Linked DNA regions of Homo sapiens: regions 2 and 3 are each linked to region 1. The links are chromatin loops, found by intact Hi-C in ENCODE. Cell type or tissue: IMR-90. All regions are shown on one strand.

What was found. Hi-C counts contacts between places; a loop is a spot of excess contacts. Peaks named below come from ENCODE experiments on the same cell type or tissue, not always from the same donor. Only the 100,000 strongest peaks of a DNase experiment are listed, where the experiment ranks them.
Region 2: it touches region 1 in a loop (4-fold over the local background); 11 of 110 quality-filtered maps call a loop at or near these places.
Region 3: it touches region 1 in a loop (2.1-fold over the local background); 2 of 110 quality-filtered maps call a loop at or near these places.

What each region holds. Positions count from the first base shown.
Region 1 is chr21:27,562,318-27,567,317 of GRCh38, forward strand. No RefSeq gene overlaps it. Among named protein-coding and RNA genes, the nearest start is that of LINC01673, 74 kb to the right of the region's middle. In IMR-90, a CTCF peak has its summit at 2,541 (motif pointing left); a DNase peak (open chromatin) is centred at 2,574; H3K27ac peaks cover 138 bases.
Region 2 is chr21:26,959,773-26,964,772 of GRCh38, forward strand. All of the region lies in intron 1 of ADAMTS5 (ADAM metallopeptidase with thrombospondin type 1 motif 5), which reads right to left. Among named protein-coding and RNA genes, the nearest start is that of ADAMTS5, 4.8 kb to the right of the region's middle. In IMR-90, a CTCF peak has its summit at 2,114 (motif pointing left); no DNase peak of the experiment used is centred here; H3K4me3 peaks cover 968 bases; H3K27ac peaks cover 506 bases.
Region 3 is chr21:27,211,600-27,216,599 of GRCh38, forward strand. The region is part of intron 2 of LOC102724355 (a long non-coding RNA gene); the gene reads right to left. All of the region lies in intron 2 of LOC105372759 (a long non-coding RNA gene), which reads left to right. Among named protein-coding and RNA genes, the nearest start is that of ADAMTS5, 250 kb to the left of the region's middle. In IMR-90, a CTCF peak has its summit at 1,948; no DNase peak of the experiment used is centred here.

The sequences.
Region 1 (5,000 bases):
AAGTGTGAAAGTTAGAAGTCTGAAATGGACCTCATTGTTTTAAAAATTGAGGAATCAATAGGACGGTGTTTCTTTCTGGATCTTCTAGGACAGAAATGATTTCCTTGACTTTTCCAGCTTCTTGAGGCTGCCCACATTCCTTGGCTCATAGAGGTCTTCCATCGCCAAAGCCAACAACGGCCTTTCAAGTCTTCCACTTGTTGCATCACTCTGATACTGAATCTTCTGTCTCCCTCCAAATTTAAGAAACTTTCTGATTATATTGGGACTATGTGGGTAATCCCGGATAATTTCTCCATATTAAGGTTGCTAGCATAGTCACAGATTCCAGAGACTGAGAGGTGAACATCTTCGGGAAGCCGTTATTCTGCCCATCAAAGTATGTGCTCTGGTCCTGAAGATTCAAATTCAATCTACATGCAAAATACATCCACCTGTCTCATCATCCCCAAGAGTCTCAGTACCTTACAGAATCAACTCGAAGTTCCAAACATCTTTTACTTCTTATCAACTCTACTATATGGAGAAGATTTTTGGAAGTAAAGGATGTGTGAAATTATTTGTATATTTTAATTATTTAATTGCATGTATTTGATAACAATTTAAATGACAACAATTTTGGTCAATGTAAAAGAAATGTTTAGTTTAAGTCTCAAAACTGATGTTACGAACATTGTTATGTTCATAAATGAGGGTAACAGACTAAAAATAGCGAGTACACTCTATTAGTATCTCCTGTGGACATTAGTATCTCATGTGGATCAATTGGGAAATCATTATTCCTACAATAAATTTTCAGAAATAAATCTGAAAATAAATCATGAGTTGTATCACATCATCAGTGTGCACATTTATGGAAATGTAATAGAATGGCCATAGAATATAGGTTATGCTTATAGAATTCTACTCCAGGAACTGGAAAATTTACAGCTGCCTAAACTTATCACTGAACTCAAGAAATAACCCCTTCAGATATTTTCCATGAAGCTTTACTCAGAGTTTACCACAGGGCTTAAAAGACTACTGAAACTACACTTGGAGGCCTTAATATTTTTGAAAGAAGGAACATTTTATAACCAGAAAATTAAAAATAATATTATTAAATTTGTGATCAATCTATAGACATTTACTTATGGCAGAAGGGTTGCTTGGGAAAATGATTTATCTTCCATCATCGCATATTAATAAGAAACCAGAAAATAGCTTCCTTCTGCCAATCTTGACTGCTAATGATAATTACAATAATTTGTCTGGTCCCAGTTGTGGGAGGAACGCCATGATTTCTTGTAACTCTCTGTGCAATGTCATCAGCTCTCTTAAAAACCCTGAAACTTGTGTGCTATTTCACTTTTCACATTCTTTTCCTTACCCAAAATTACTATAGCAGAGCTAGGTTTCGACCTCCAGTTTTTCTAATTCAAAATCCTATACATTTTTTTTCACTTGTCTCAACTTGAAAAAAACAGCAATGGTAGATGTTTTCCAGGGAAACTGGCATTTGTAGATATTGCAGCCAATTTGTGTGTGTGTGTGTGATGTTACATGTCCATTCACAAGTGGACACAGTTCATGTTTTCACTCAGATGCCCATCTTTAACTCTTTATCCAACTTCAATTGCCTTGCCTGTCTCTTTACATTTTAATTGATCAGTAAATACAACCAATTCTGATTTTGAAAATTGCCTCAGCCTTTTCAGGTCTTCATTTCCTCTGTTATAGAGGAATATCATAGAGGTAAAGTGCTAGTTTCCTAACAACATATTAAAGCTACATACAGTCAACATGACTTGTTGATATTGACCTTGGTCACCTAGTTAAGGTGGTGTTAGGTTTTTCCACTGTAAATTTACTATTTTTCAACTCTTTCCATATTGCACCCTTTGGAAGAAAGTCACTATTAACAGCTCATACTGAAGAAGTGAGTTGTTTTGATTATTTGGTATTCTTCTACAAGGCAGATTTGTTTCTTCTCTACTACCTATTCAATTGTGTATTGATATCTGTATGGACTCAGACATTGATTTTATAATTTGGACCATAATCCAATGCTACTTTGTTTGCTTTGTTGCCCAAATTGTTCTAGCTATGGACACTTGGAGCTTTTTCAGTTTGTTCCTCGGACCCTTTGACATGCCCCCATCATTGTGGGTTTTCTTTTCTTCCTTTTTTTTTTAGGACTTTCTGGCATTATAAGATATAGCCCTAGATTCAACTTGCATATTTCATCTATTTTTAAGTTATTAAATAGCATTTACTTTGTGATCCCATTTGGGGAAATACATGGAATTCAGATGCATGTATTATAATATGGAATAATATCAAACATTAATAGTGGTTATGCTATCTCCGGGTAATCGTACTATTAGTGATTTAGTTTTTCTCTTTATGAATCTTTATTTTTATTATGACATATTACTTGTGTTAGAAATCAATAATATTGGATGATCAGAAAGGAAATAAAAATATTCTGAAGGCAATAATAACTTATTTATAAATCAGTGAAGCCTGTGTCTCTAGACTGACAGGACATGAGGCAATTTTAGAGTGGCAGGTGCCCTCTACTGGTCAGCTGCTCAAACCCTCTATAGACTAAGAGCTGCATCCTTAAAAACAAAAGCCCACCATTTTCTTAGCACTGATATCTCAGGAGGTAAAAAAGTACTTGGGCTTTTGCTAGAGATTACATAGCTACATATCTGAGGGGTCACTACGTGAACTTAAAAATTGACTCCTATAAATGTGAAGTCTGTACTGTGGATTGTGAATTAGAAATGGATATGTGTGAGAACAGGCCTAGAAAAATATCACACATGCTGACTTGCCAATGTTGGACCTCTTGAGTCTAATCTACAAAAAAATCTCCTTGGATGAGAATATTTTGTTCATGACCTCTCTGCTGAGAATGTGACCATGTCTGCTACAGAGCTTAAATAAATAATGCTGAGACTATTCATTACAAAGCTCCCAAGGAGAAAAAAAAAGCAATTTATTTTATGTACTACCTTAATTAAGTTTAAACTGCCTAGTGTGAATTTTTGATGAAGAACAAAGATATAATAAGTGATTTTGCCTAGGGAAGCTCATGTGCTGAGTCAATACTTATTGAGCACAGTTCTCTTTTATATTAGATGCTGCTCTAAGAAGCTGCGTGCAATACAGCATCAGATGTTGCAGAGCTCTGCATATGGGGGGCTTGCACTTGTGAGCAGAAACAAACAATAGGCAATAAACTTGATAAATGAGTAAATGACTTGATTGGTAGCAGGCATAAAGAAAACCACAGTGTATTAAGGGCCACTGGGAGGAGTAGGGGTGGAGATGCAGCCAGCTTGCTGTACTAAGAGAAGAGACAGAGTAGGCCTCTTTAAGAAGGTGATGTTTGAGCAAACTAGCAATACATAAACAAATAAACCTTAAAATTCTTTTTTTTAAATTCTGAGAGTCATCTTTTATATAACAAACTGTAGTTATTTCTAATTCCTCCTAGGATAAAATGAAAAAAATTTAAGGAGGCCTCCAGGGCTTTGTAGATTCCAGCCTCAGCTTGGTTCTCCAGCCCATTTTTAACTAGCCCCTCTTTTTGTTTACTCTGTTTCAAGCATATTGATTTTTGTTTGTTTGTTTTACTTATTTTCTTTAATGACCAAAGCCATTCCCAACTCTGAATCTAAACACCTTTTTCCTCTGCCGGGATTCTGCCCTTGCCACCATTCCTACCCTTTAACTCTCAATTGAAATACCATTACCTCAATAAAACCTTTTCCGGGTCACACCAACCATCTCAAACTAACAACTCCCTGAATTTCACCTTCCAATGTTACCATGGTTATATTTAAATTCCTACGTAGTGAATTTTGTCTTCTCCCAGCCTCTAGCCACACTCTACTCCTGGACCGGAAGCATTTTGAGATCAGGGGCTTCATCTTGACTGTCTTCCCAGCACTTCGTATGGTAGCTCATAGTAGTCGCTTAATGGATATTTGTTGAACAAATGAGTCAAACTTTTTGTTTAGTTCCCTGCTGCCCCATATGGATAACCTTGATTATCTGAACATTTAGGGGAAATCTCATGGAGGCACCCTTTTATAGTACAGAATTTCCCTCATGCCTTCTTTGCTACGAGGTAAATTTAAATCATGGGTGCAAGGAGTCAGACATGACAGAGGCAGAGATTCTTGATTCAACAAGTATGTATGTCTATTTTCTCTTAGAAGCTCAAACTTTTGTATGTTCCACACTTTATATCACGCACAATGATGGAATTATGGGAAAGTGAAACATCGTAGTTTTGATTATAGTGGTGATTAATTTGGCACCGGTCTCAAAGCCGAAAAGAGAAAGGGGGAGAAGAATGGGGAGAGTCCCTGAACAGCTGATCTATGCTGCCAAAAGACGCAGCTTCTCAAATTACTTGGAGGAGCCAGAGATCCCTTAAATAAAAGGAGAGGTGTCTAGGTTTGTGCATTTAAAGAGACATATTCCTTTAAAGCAAATTTTTCAGCGCTGACTACACATTAGAATCACTAGGAAAGATTTTATGAATACAGGATATACAAGTCATACCCTAGGTCAATTATATCAGAATCCCTAGGGCCAAGACCTAGGTATTGATGGTTTTTAAAAATTTCTCAGGTGTTTCTAATATACAACCAAGGTTGAGGATTACTGATTTAGATAAAAGCAATTTACTCTGTTAATATGCAAATATCTCTAGATGAGGATATATATATATATATGTAAACAGTTTAAATATAATACACGTAATACTTATAAATAAATTAAATAGAAATTAAATAAAATGAAATATCAGATTCTTTCTAGTTTACCTGGTCAGTAAGAAAATGTTTTTGATGAGGCTAGACAGGGCGCTAGTGGGGGAGAGAAAGTTCTGGAGCACTCTTTCTCAATTGGGTAGTGAATGGCTGGGAAGGATTAGGAAAAGTTCTAGGATATTAGTAATCTAAAAGAAAACAGGGCAGAGTATGGAGGGGATGTGGACA
Region 2 (5,000 bases), 600 kb before region 1:
TAGCCACTGTAAGTCACTGTAGTTGTCCTCTATTTCTCATTTTTTTCTACTATTATTTCCTGCCTGAATTATAACCCGAGACTTCTAACTGGTCCCTTTTCCTCCTGTAACTTCCTTATCTATATGCTCAAGTCAGTCACCTTCTTAGAGCACAGATCTTATTAGATTCCTCCAGTCCTTCATGTCAGCCTTAGCCTGGCATTCAAAACCTGGCACACTACAGCCTCAGTCTTTCTGTCTGCCTCCACTGTACCTTCCTGCTCCATTCTGTCCACTATTTTGTGCATATCTCATGAATATTTTGGCCTCTGAAGCTCAGCCCAAGACATTCCTTCTGCTACAAAGAATTTTTACTCACATCCACCTCTTCCTAACATTTCTTGACCCAATCTATGCCTCTCAATTCCTAATGCCACTGCTTTAGTTTAGACCACCTTGAGCCTCCTCTTGAAGATTTCTGAAACAGCCTGCTCACCCAGGATCCAGTCCACTACTTAGACCAGAAGGTTCATTTCAGAACACACCTCTGATCATTGCTGTCTTCCTACTAATGTTCTTTTCAATGATTGCCATTGCACTTAATTTACAATTAAAACTTGTCAGCATGGTGGAGTAGACTGAATTGTGTCCTCTCCAAACTCATCTATTTGGAGATAGGGCCTACAAGGAGGTAAATGAGGTTAAATGAGGTCATGAGGACAGGACTCTAATCAGATAGGGTTAGTGTCCTTAGAAGAAGTGATACCCAAGAGTGTTCACTCTGTTTCTACTTGCAGGCAGTGGGAAGGCTTTGTGAGTACACAGTGAGAGGGTGGCCATTTATAGGACAGGAAGAGAGCCCTCACTAGAAATCAAATTGGCTGGAGCCTTGGTCTTGGACTTTCTGGACTCCAGAACTGTGAGAAGACATACTTCGGTGGTTAAATCCACCCATTGTACAATATTCTGTTACGGTGGCCTGAGCAGACTAGCAGACATAGTGTATAGTTTTGTTTTTCCATAGTTGGGTTGTTATTATCTTCTCCAAACTAATCTATTACCATTTCCCATTGAACATGATGGTTTGCTGATGTCTGCAATGCCTATCTCCTCCTTACGTATCTGGCTAACTCCCACTCTTTCTTCAAAATTGAACTCAGATGGAGTGAGCAATCTTCTAATGCACTTCCATAATACCTTACAAATACATCTACTGTAAGAGCCATCATGCTGTGCAGCAATGACCATTTCCCTGTCTGTTTCCAGGAATAGATTCTTAAGAAAGGGGCTACTTTTTAAATCTCTGAATCCCTCCTTGCCTACGAGGAGCATATTAAAGGTTTGAATAAATTAGTGATAATGCTTTTAGTTTAGAGAGCACTAGACAGGACTGTCTTCTCTGTCTGCCATTTGTTAGCTGTTAGTCTAAGAAGTTTATCTTTGTTTCTCTTCACATGAATTCTGTCAAGATAATTACACAATGGTTACAGATTGTTGAAATGATTAATTGTAAAATAGTTTGTGGCCATGGATAGTACATAAGAAATGCTCAATAGCAGCTGGCTGAATCTAAATCCAATCTATCCATCCTTTGAGGACCAATTCAATTCTACATTTGCAATGAGACCTACAGAAAGGTCCATAGGCAGAATTAACTGTTACCTTCCTTTTCCTTTCACAGACTTTGTTTATATCTCAGTATGGGATTTATCAGAGTTTTCCTAACAGTAGTGTGATTTCCACGTGTATCTGTTTCCACTCTGCTGGGGATACGCCTAGTGGGCAGGGAGCAGGTATTTCTACCTCGCTGCCTTAAACTGCCTACATGAGTCTCACACATAGGAGGTGCATGTAGGCAGATACTGCACAGATTTTAGATTTTTCATAATATCCCTCACAGTTTATTGTAAAAATGTTAATTAGAGCTGCTTAGTCTGCTACCAGTCTCCCCACTTCTGAGTTATTTATCCTTTTATTGATTAGGATTGACCTATAGGCTCTGATTCCTTGACAAGGGTTCACTTTTGACTTTAAATGAGATTTCAGCTCAAATATGTGACTGAATTAGTCCAGGCAGCAAGCCAATAAGAAAAAGCCCATCCCTCTCCCTCTTCCAAACTTCTGGTCTTCCTCTACTGCCCCCTGTTGTCAGAATCAAGCCAGGAGCCACGTGGTAAAGGAGAAATGCCGTGTGGGGAGACCCGGTCCCAGCAATCTAAGGCAGAATGTACAGAGTTTTAGCTGAGACAGTGATCTATCAACTGGCATATTGATAGTTAATGAAAGGGAATTATCTTTTTATATTGCACAATCTCTTAGTTGGTTCGATTTTAATTCAGTGTTTCAATCTATGAAAGAGTAAGGTTTTTGCTGCTTTCATGAAGGGGTGGAGGGATATTAAACAATTTCCTATTTTGTTATCAAGCAGGTAGGCTTTTGTTTCTAAAGAGCAAATGGTCTAAAAAAAAACGACTGTAAGAGTTTGTCTTTGAAGAAATTATCTTGAAATAAAAGAGGACGTCCAGAACAAGGAAAGGATTCTGGAAAGCAAAGCTAAATCCTGGGGAGATTGGATTTCTACTGTTTGATGGCAGAAGTGGTGTGAATTCCAGCATTAGTGCCATTTCAGAATGAAAACAGCTTTTATGCCAGGAAATTGACTGGTGCTAACTCTCTCTAATTAGAATAGTACTGGAGTGCTGGGTACAGTCCTGACAGTGAAGTGTGATCGTTTGATAAATGAGTTACTAGCTCTATTCTGCTGACTTCCAGATGCAACTTTCAAGGTGGCCTCAGCTAGTAAACAGAGGTAGAAAACATATCCTCGTACATTCGCTTCATGCCTAAAAAACAAGCAATTTAGGAGAAGACATCTGGACCTAAATTTGAGCAGGACTCAGAGCCCATCAAAACATGGATTTCATAGCTTGGCGTCTGGCTGCTAAGCAACGCACTTCTTACATTCAAAACAGAGTTGTAAAAGTAGAATCTTGGTGCCAACTCTGGGTATTTCTCATTGAAAAGGAAATAGCTCTGAAAGCTTTTCTTTGGGCCTTAAGATAATCTGATTTTCATGAGATGGAAGACCTCAGATCATCTCTCCTCCAGACTTCTTTTTTTTTTTCATGCTCTGAAGTATTAGGCAAAGTTCACTTTGCATTGTGAAATACTCTCAAATGAATGCTGCATAAATGCCTTGAAATTTTTTTCAACCCCCTAATTAGTAACACTCTTTTAAATTGGGCGCATCTATTGAAAATACACATGCATTTCAAATATTTGCTTCTTGTGAAGTTAGATGTGTATACTACAGGGCCAACCACAAATGAAATTTGTTTTCCTAAAAGTATGCTTCTGCTTGGCAAGGAGACCAGAGAGGGCCCATGTGAAATATTTTCCATGTGTAGACTAGTTTGAAAAATGCATGTCCTTATAATACTGACAAAAATTAAGATGGACCATTAATTTATTTGTCCCTTGCTTTGTATCTATTTAAAATATGCTGTTAAGTTTCAGACTTTGGAAAAATAGGGACAGTTAACTATCCAAACAAAAAACAAATTCGGAAAAAGTAATCGACAAATCATTGAGAATCACTGAGTAGTTTCCTGTTTTCTGGGAAACAATTAGGAATGTTATGGGGCAGGAGGTAGGAAGTAACAGACCTTCTATTAATTTTTATTTATTTTAAAATTATGAAATGTGGATTTGTGTTTAAAAATGAAAGTGAACTACTAAAATGACCCACTCCTTGGCGCAGTATGCTTACAAAAGTATTTCTTCCTCTTCCTTTAGAGAACCTCCTTCCATAAACTCTCCAAAGCCTCCTTCTTGGCATCCTCTTGTGATGTAGCAGAGCAAGGAACCCCAGACACGGAAAGTTGCTTACCAAAAAAAAAAAAAAAAAAAAAAAAAAAAAAAAAAAAAAAAAAAAAAGAGCTTGGAAACCTAACAAGAAATGGATAGTTTTACAGAACTTCATTTTGCAGAGAAGGCTACAAATGAATGTTCTACCGCTTCAAAGACTAATGTTGTGCAGAGGAATTAAAGGATGGCTTCCAGAAAATCACTTAATGAGGAAAAAAATGTTTTCCATTGTGCACAGCACTGCGCGCTGCTTGGCTCTCCCTAAACTGCCGCCCTCCAGCATCTTTGTTTACATGTGGTTTACATTAATGTCCACCCTATGAACCACAAGTGTTTCTCTACTCCAAATTTATCAACACTTTTCCTTCATACCAGGGGTGCCTTAGTAAAAATAGAAGAATTAGGTAGCGAAGCTGTGTGATTCTAAAGTCTGCAATCCATCATTTAATTTCCTATCCTTGTTCTGTTTGCTTCATTTCATACCATGATTTTACATAATACTTCAAAGTTTGTAATCCTTAATCTATTCTGGATGGGTCTCAAATACTTAAAGAATGAGCTTTAGAAGTCAATTCTTACCAGGCATTTAAGAGGCACAACTTAAAACTGCCAATCAGAGTCGAGTTGTGACAACTGAGGCTTAGAACTATGCGCAAGCCAGGCCCCAAACCAACCCAGACTTTTTGTGTAAATGTCACACTAACGTAGTGGTCAAATACTGTGTAAATAGATACTGCGTTCCTCCCTGAGCCTCTGAGCCTTAAAGATCCATTTCTTTGCTTCCCCATAACCATCTTTCTTAAAAGGGGGAAATGCTGGGAAAACATTTCTTCCTTCTGTCTTGACTCTTCGCCCAGATCTTCTGCACTGGGGCTTCGGAAACATATTCATCCAAAACCCAAACACGCAAACGGGATGTGACCCTCCCTAGGCGGCGGAGTTGGCCTGGGCAGTGCTTGCGACGCACTGGTCGACTAAGCAAAGGAGTTGTTAAGGAACCTCACAAGTTTGTCCTCTCATCTGATTGGGTCTCTGTACCCTGCTGGCCCGCCCACATTCCTTCCTTCCCAGGAACTGAGATTCCAAGGTGGACATGTAAGAACTCCATTAGGAATCCAACCTGGAAAAAGAGTCCTTGAGAAAGTTTTCTCATC
Region 3 (5,000 bases), 350 kb before region 1:
ATGAGATCTGCTGGTTTAAAAGTGGCAGTTTCCGCTGCCCTCTCTCTCTCTCTCCTGCTTCACCGTGTTAAGACATGCCTCGCTTCCCCCCTTGCCTTCCACCGTGATTGTAAGTTTCCTGAGGCCTCCCTAGCCATGAAGAACTGTGAATCAATTAAACTTTTTCTTTATAAATCTCCCAGTCTCAGGTATGTCTTTATAGCAGTGTGAAAATGGACTAATACACAAGGGCTGCCCTAACACCTTGACTCACTAAATATATCCATCTTAGAGTCTTCTATGTAGGAATACTGTCTTCATTGTAGATACCAGGCCTACAATAATACCATGGATTTTGTTACTCTGCCAGTGGAAGCAGGATCTCCTCCCCACACCTACCTTAAAATGAAATACTCGTGACACTTATACATATCATGGTGGTCTGTAACTGGAGAGATTTTCTTATAGTCAAATGTGTTTTCTAAACAGGTCAAACATTTAAGATACTAATATTGCCTCCCAAATTTTCAGCTCTTCACTGAATTTTAGCCTTGTAGTTCTTTCTCTTTCTGTTTTACATGAAGCAGGTTTGCTCTTTTATTTTCCTTTTTGCTACTGGATTTTTAAACAAAAGTCAGTAAAAGTTAACTGAGAATATTTTAACACTTTTTCTGGGAAGAGGTGCAGTCAGGCATAAGATTGTTAAAACATTTTGTAGCTTTGGCTTCACTCATTAAAATGTGTAGTATGAAGAATAAGCCTAGGGATTTTGTAATGAAATTATTTGATATATTCATGCTGTGTTTCATTATTCATAACAAAAAATATATCATCAGTGTGTCTTGAATTTTCTCTCTGATTCTCCACTTCTTTTTCCTTAAAGGAGAGAGAAGACCTCATTGCACAACCATTTCAGATGTGAATGTAGATATTAGAGTGGTACATCTGTTTCATGCATTAGGGAGCTTCTCTTGGGTCTATAAATAAGATCTCCACCGGTTCCATTAAATCCCAAAGTATGAATGGGCTTTTTTATGTCAAGTATGAACGAAATAGCATTTCCTTGGGTGTGGTAGGGAACACTGATACACTCTTGGAGCTGAACATGCTAGCAGATTTCCTATCTATGCCATTGGCTCTGATTTTTCTCCCTTTGGAACAAGAGTTAGAAGCCAAGAGTTAGATTCTCTTTTCTTCCTGGAAATTCTCTTTATAACAGAATTGAAGTGGTTATTTGCAATTTATATGGAATACAAATGTGCATGTGTGTGTGTAAATATACGTTTTATTGGTAAAACAATCTGTTGGCTAAAAGAGTTTTAATGAGCTGTTGAAGTTGGGGATTAGTGCAAAATTCTTTTTAGGCATAGAAATCATAGAAGATATTTTATTTTTCAAACATTTCTAAATGATTTTTTGGCTAAAAGATTTAAAAGGTCCCTGGAAAATAATTTTCAAAGTAGCATTAAACACATTAGAATGGGTTTGCAAATTCATTTCTCTATATTTCCTTCTCTGAATTTTTCTACATTTTGTTTCTTTATATTTTAATGGAGCTACATGATTTAAAAAGCAGAATTCAAAATATTTTGGTCTTGATTCATATTTTACTAGTTATAATGGTAAAATTTTCATTTTACTCCCTGAATAAATAAATAGTATCCAACTTAAAATATAAACTTGAAGATTATCATTAGGATTTAGATAACATTGTCTGCATTGCGAACATAATAAGCATATTTCTATGAGAAAGTTCAGAACTAATGAGATCCACTAAAGATAAAGTCATATTTACTTTCTCCTCAGCAGATAATGCTTCCTAATGAATCCAAGCTATCTATTTCTTGTTATTGCTAGATTTATGTCTTAGCAATGAGATGCATTGACTCCAGGATTCCAGGTCTCTGAGAAAGCTTTGGAAAGGGGCTTCTTGAGCTTATTGTTACTTCAAGCCACTGAATCTTACTCCCTCTTGTGGGCTCCTAGAGGTGCTAGAAAGAGTTATGCATGGTAGATATAGAAGGTATATAAATGATCATTACATTCCCAAAAGCTTCCTCTATTAAAAAAGAAAACATATTTTTCTTCCACAAAATAGGATATGTGCATTTCACACCCACCCTTCACTATTATTCAACTGATTATAACAAACCAGTATTTTACATAGAAAGTATACTTGGCTTCACTGGTTGGAGGAATTTTTGTATGCTTTGGTCTTTCCAGGTCCTTAGTACAACTGGATCTTCAGAGGATCAAAGAAAAGCTCTCATTTAGTATCATTTCACCTTTGAAAGAACATTCTATTTTTCTTTATGGTAATTCAAATCAAATAATGTTTAATTGATGTGTTATATTTCAATTCCATAGTTATATTATGTAAGGCTACGCAAATGTTGTTTTCACTGAATATTTGTGTTGTATTCTTTCTTATGTAATAGCTAATGTTTTCTTAACAAAATGACAAGTCCATATATAATAATGCCACTAAACACCTAAGGATTAAACAGCACTAGTAGTTAAAATAATGATGAATATTTGGCAGACAATAAGGGAAAAATGAAGCCACATTCTAGAAACAAATATATCTGTTTGTCATGGTGAATGCTATGAGTTTGTATTGAACTTTTCAGTGCCAAAACCAAAAGACAAATCTCTGTTCTTTAATTGAAACTGAGCTGTATTGAAGGCAATGATTAGTTAATGACCGGGTCCCCAGATGCAACTATCAATAGAGTATGAAGCAATTAAGAGAAATATCAGGATTTATAGAAAGTGTCAATATTCCATGAAATGTCACTCAATTGTATATTTCTGGGAGGTCAGACACTTAATTCCTTTCACATATGGTGCATTTTATCTGTGTTGAATTTTTAGTGCACCAGATACAAATGGAGTTAGCTTGCATTAACGTGGCTCCTTAAATATTATTACTCAGCATGACTACATGATAAAAACTAATCTTTCTTTTTACTAAGCATATGGGCTTTTTTCTATGGAAAGCAGCTGTGGCTAATTCAGTCACATCTAAGAGTAACTCCCACCTGTCAAAAGTATTTGAATCCATTTATTCTTCCATAATTAGAACATTCTATTGACTTTTTGCTATCTAAAGCAGGGCATAGTTCCGCTTTTATGAAACCTAAGTTATTAAAATTATAGTTTAATGTGTTATCATTATAATTTTGTATCCACCAAATACAAGGAAAACAATTCGAGAAAAAATAAAATTATTTCATGAAAAGCAGTTACTACTTACTTTATACAAATACAAACGTGTATTATGTTTGTGCAAGCATGTAAGTTTATGTTTGTCAATTAGCATGCAAATGAATTTCTTCAAAAATGATTTAAAAATTATTAAAATCCATAAGCACTGCCTCCATTGAACCATGCAAAATGAGGGGCAGATGTGTATGGCACAAATCTAGGGCCAGACAAGTGGCTTCCATGAGGTACTTTCAGAATTTGGGAAGTTCAATGCAAATAGATTCACTTCCCATGAGCCAGTGCCTCTTACATACATCACTGGTCCAGGGTGGATGGTTGAAAAATTCTTTATCTTTACATCTGAAGACTTGGAGTCCCGTGTCCCAAGGTCAGGGGATAGTAGAAATTCAAATGCAAATATGCATATATAAAATCTATCTTTCTCACTTATACACTTCTCAGGCAGTTATTACCCTTTGGTGAGATTTCCCAGACTGTCCTCTCACAGCTCTGTATCTCTTTCTGCCCATGAGGTTTGGGGTGGGAGTGGAGAAGGAATGAGAAAGTAGAAAACTGATATGGGATTTTAGCAGCACGGTGGGGTAATGAGTGGATGTGTATTAAAATGTCCCTCTATAAGTGAACAAGCTTCAGGTCATTTCTGCCTGACTAATGAGAGCTCAATAGGATCTCCCACAATCTCACCCCCTATTGCTGCCTTGAGACAGTACCTTGTCCTTTGTGTAGGATAATGTGTGGGCAGCTTTACCATAATAGATGTCATTCAAAGGAGGGACAACCAAAAGCTGAATGCTGCCTGCGTTGCAGTCTTGGTTTAGTTTCCTAAACCCTTCACCAGAGGAAAACAATAGTGTAAATGACTAACTTCCGTGACTAGCATAGAAGTATATTTAACAGATATGTGTTGGATGTATAGTTCATTCATATACTAATAACTGACAATAGTTCTCGAAGACCTAGAGTTTATTTATCATTATTGCAAGCCCTGTGGAGAATACAAATGAAATAAAGAACAAGCCAACAAGCCTTGATTATGGCTACAGAGTTTGACTTATACATATTGTGGCCCAGTACATTCATTTCAATCCTGAGTGTGTTTAAAAAAAAAAATCCCATGGCAATCCTACCTTTGCTTTTTTTTTTTTTTTTTGGAAAAAGAACAAACTACAACTAATAAATAGAGGAATGTCATTTCAAAAGAGTTATAATAAACCATTTCCTAATAAGATACATGAGTAATTTATTATTTTCTTTATAAGCAAAAAGAAGTTTAAATAACTGAATTTTAATTTTAAAATAGTGCCTTATAAACTTTAAAATAACTAGTAATTTTCCTCCATTCCTTTACAATATACTACAAGATGTCTAAGTAATTCACATTCATAGACAAGTCACCACTGAAGAAGTGCTATCATATAGCAATTGAGGAGTGTTAGCTATATCTCACCATTAACAATGGGGACAGTCTGATTCTACTTTAATCTACAACACATACTTATTTTTTAAATCTACATCTTTGAAATTTTATGTCAAAACTACATGGATGAACATGTATAGTTTTATACACTATAGGTTGTAGGGTTGACCAAATAATTCACAGCAAGAAAAATTGGTATTATTGAAAATAAGCTATTACTTATAATGTAAAAGCAAAAATTGCTGCAATCAATAAGTAACCACAATCAATTTAAGTTAACACGGAATGCACTGATAGCATATGATGTTTTTAAAATAGAGTAATTCCAACTATTCTTTCTACACAAAGCCTGTATGGCAGTCAGAAGTCTTAGAAG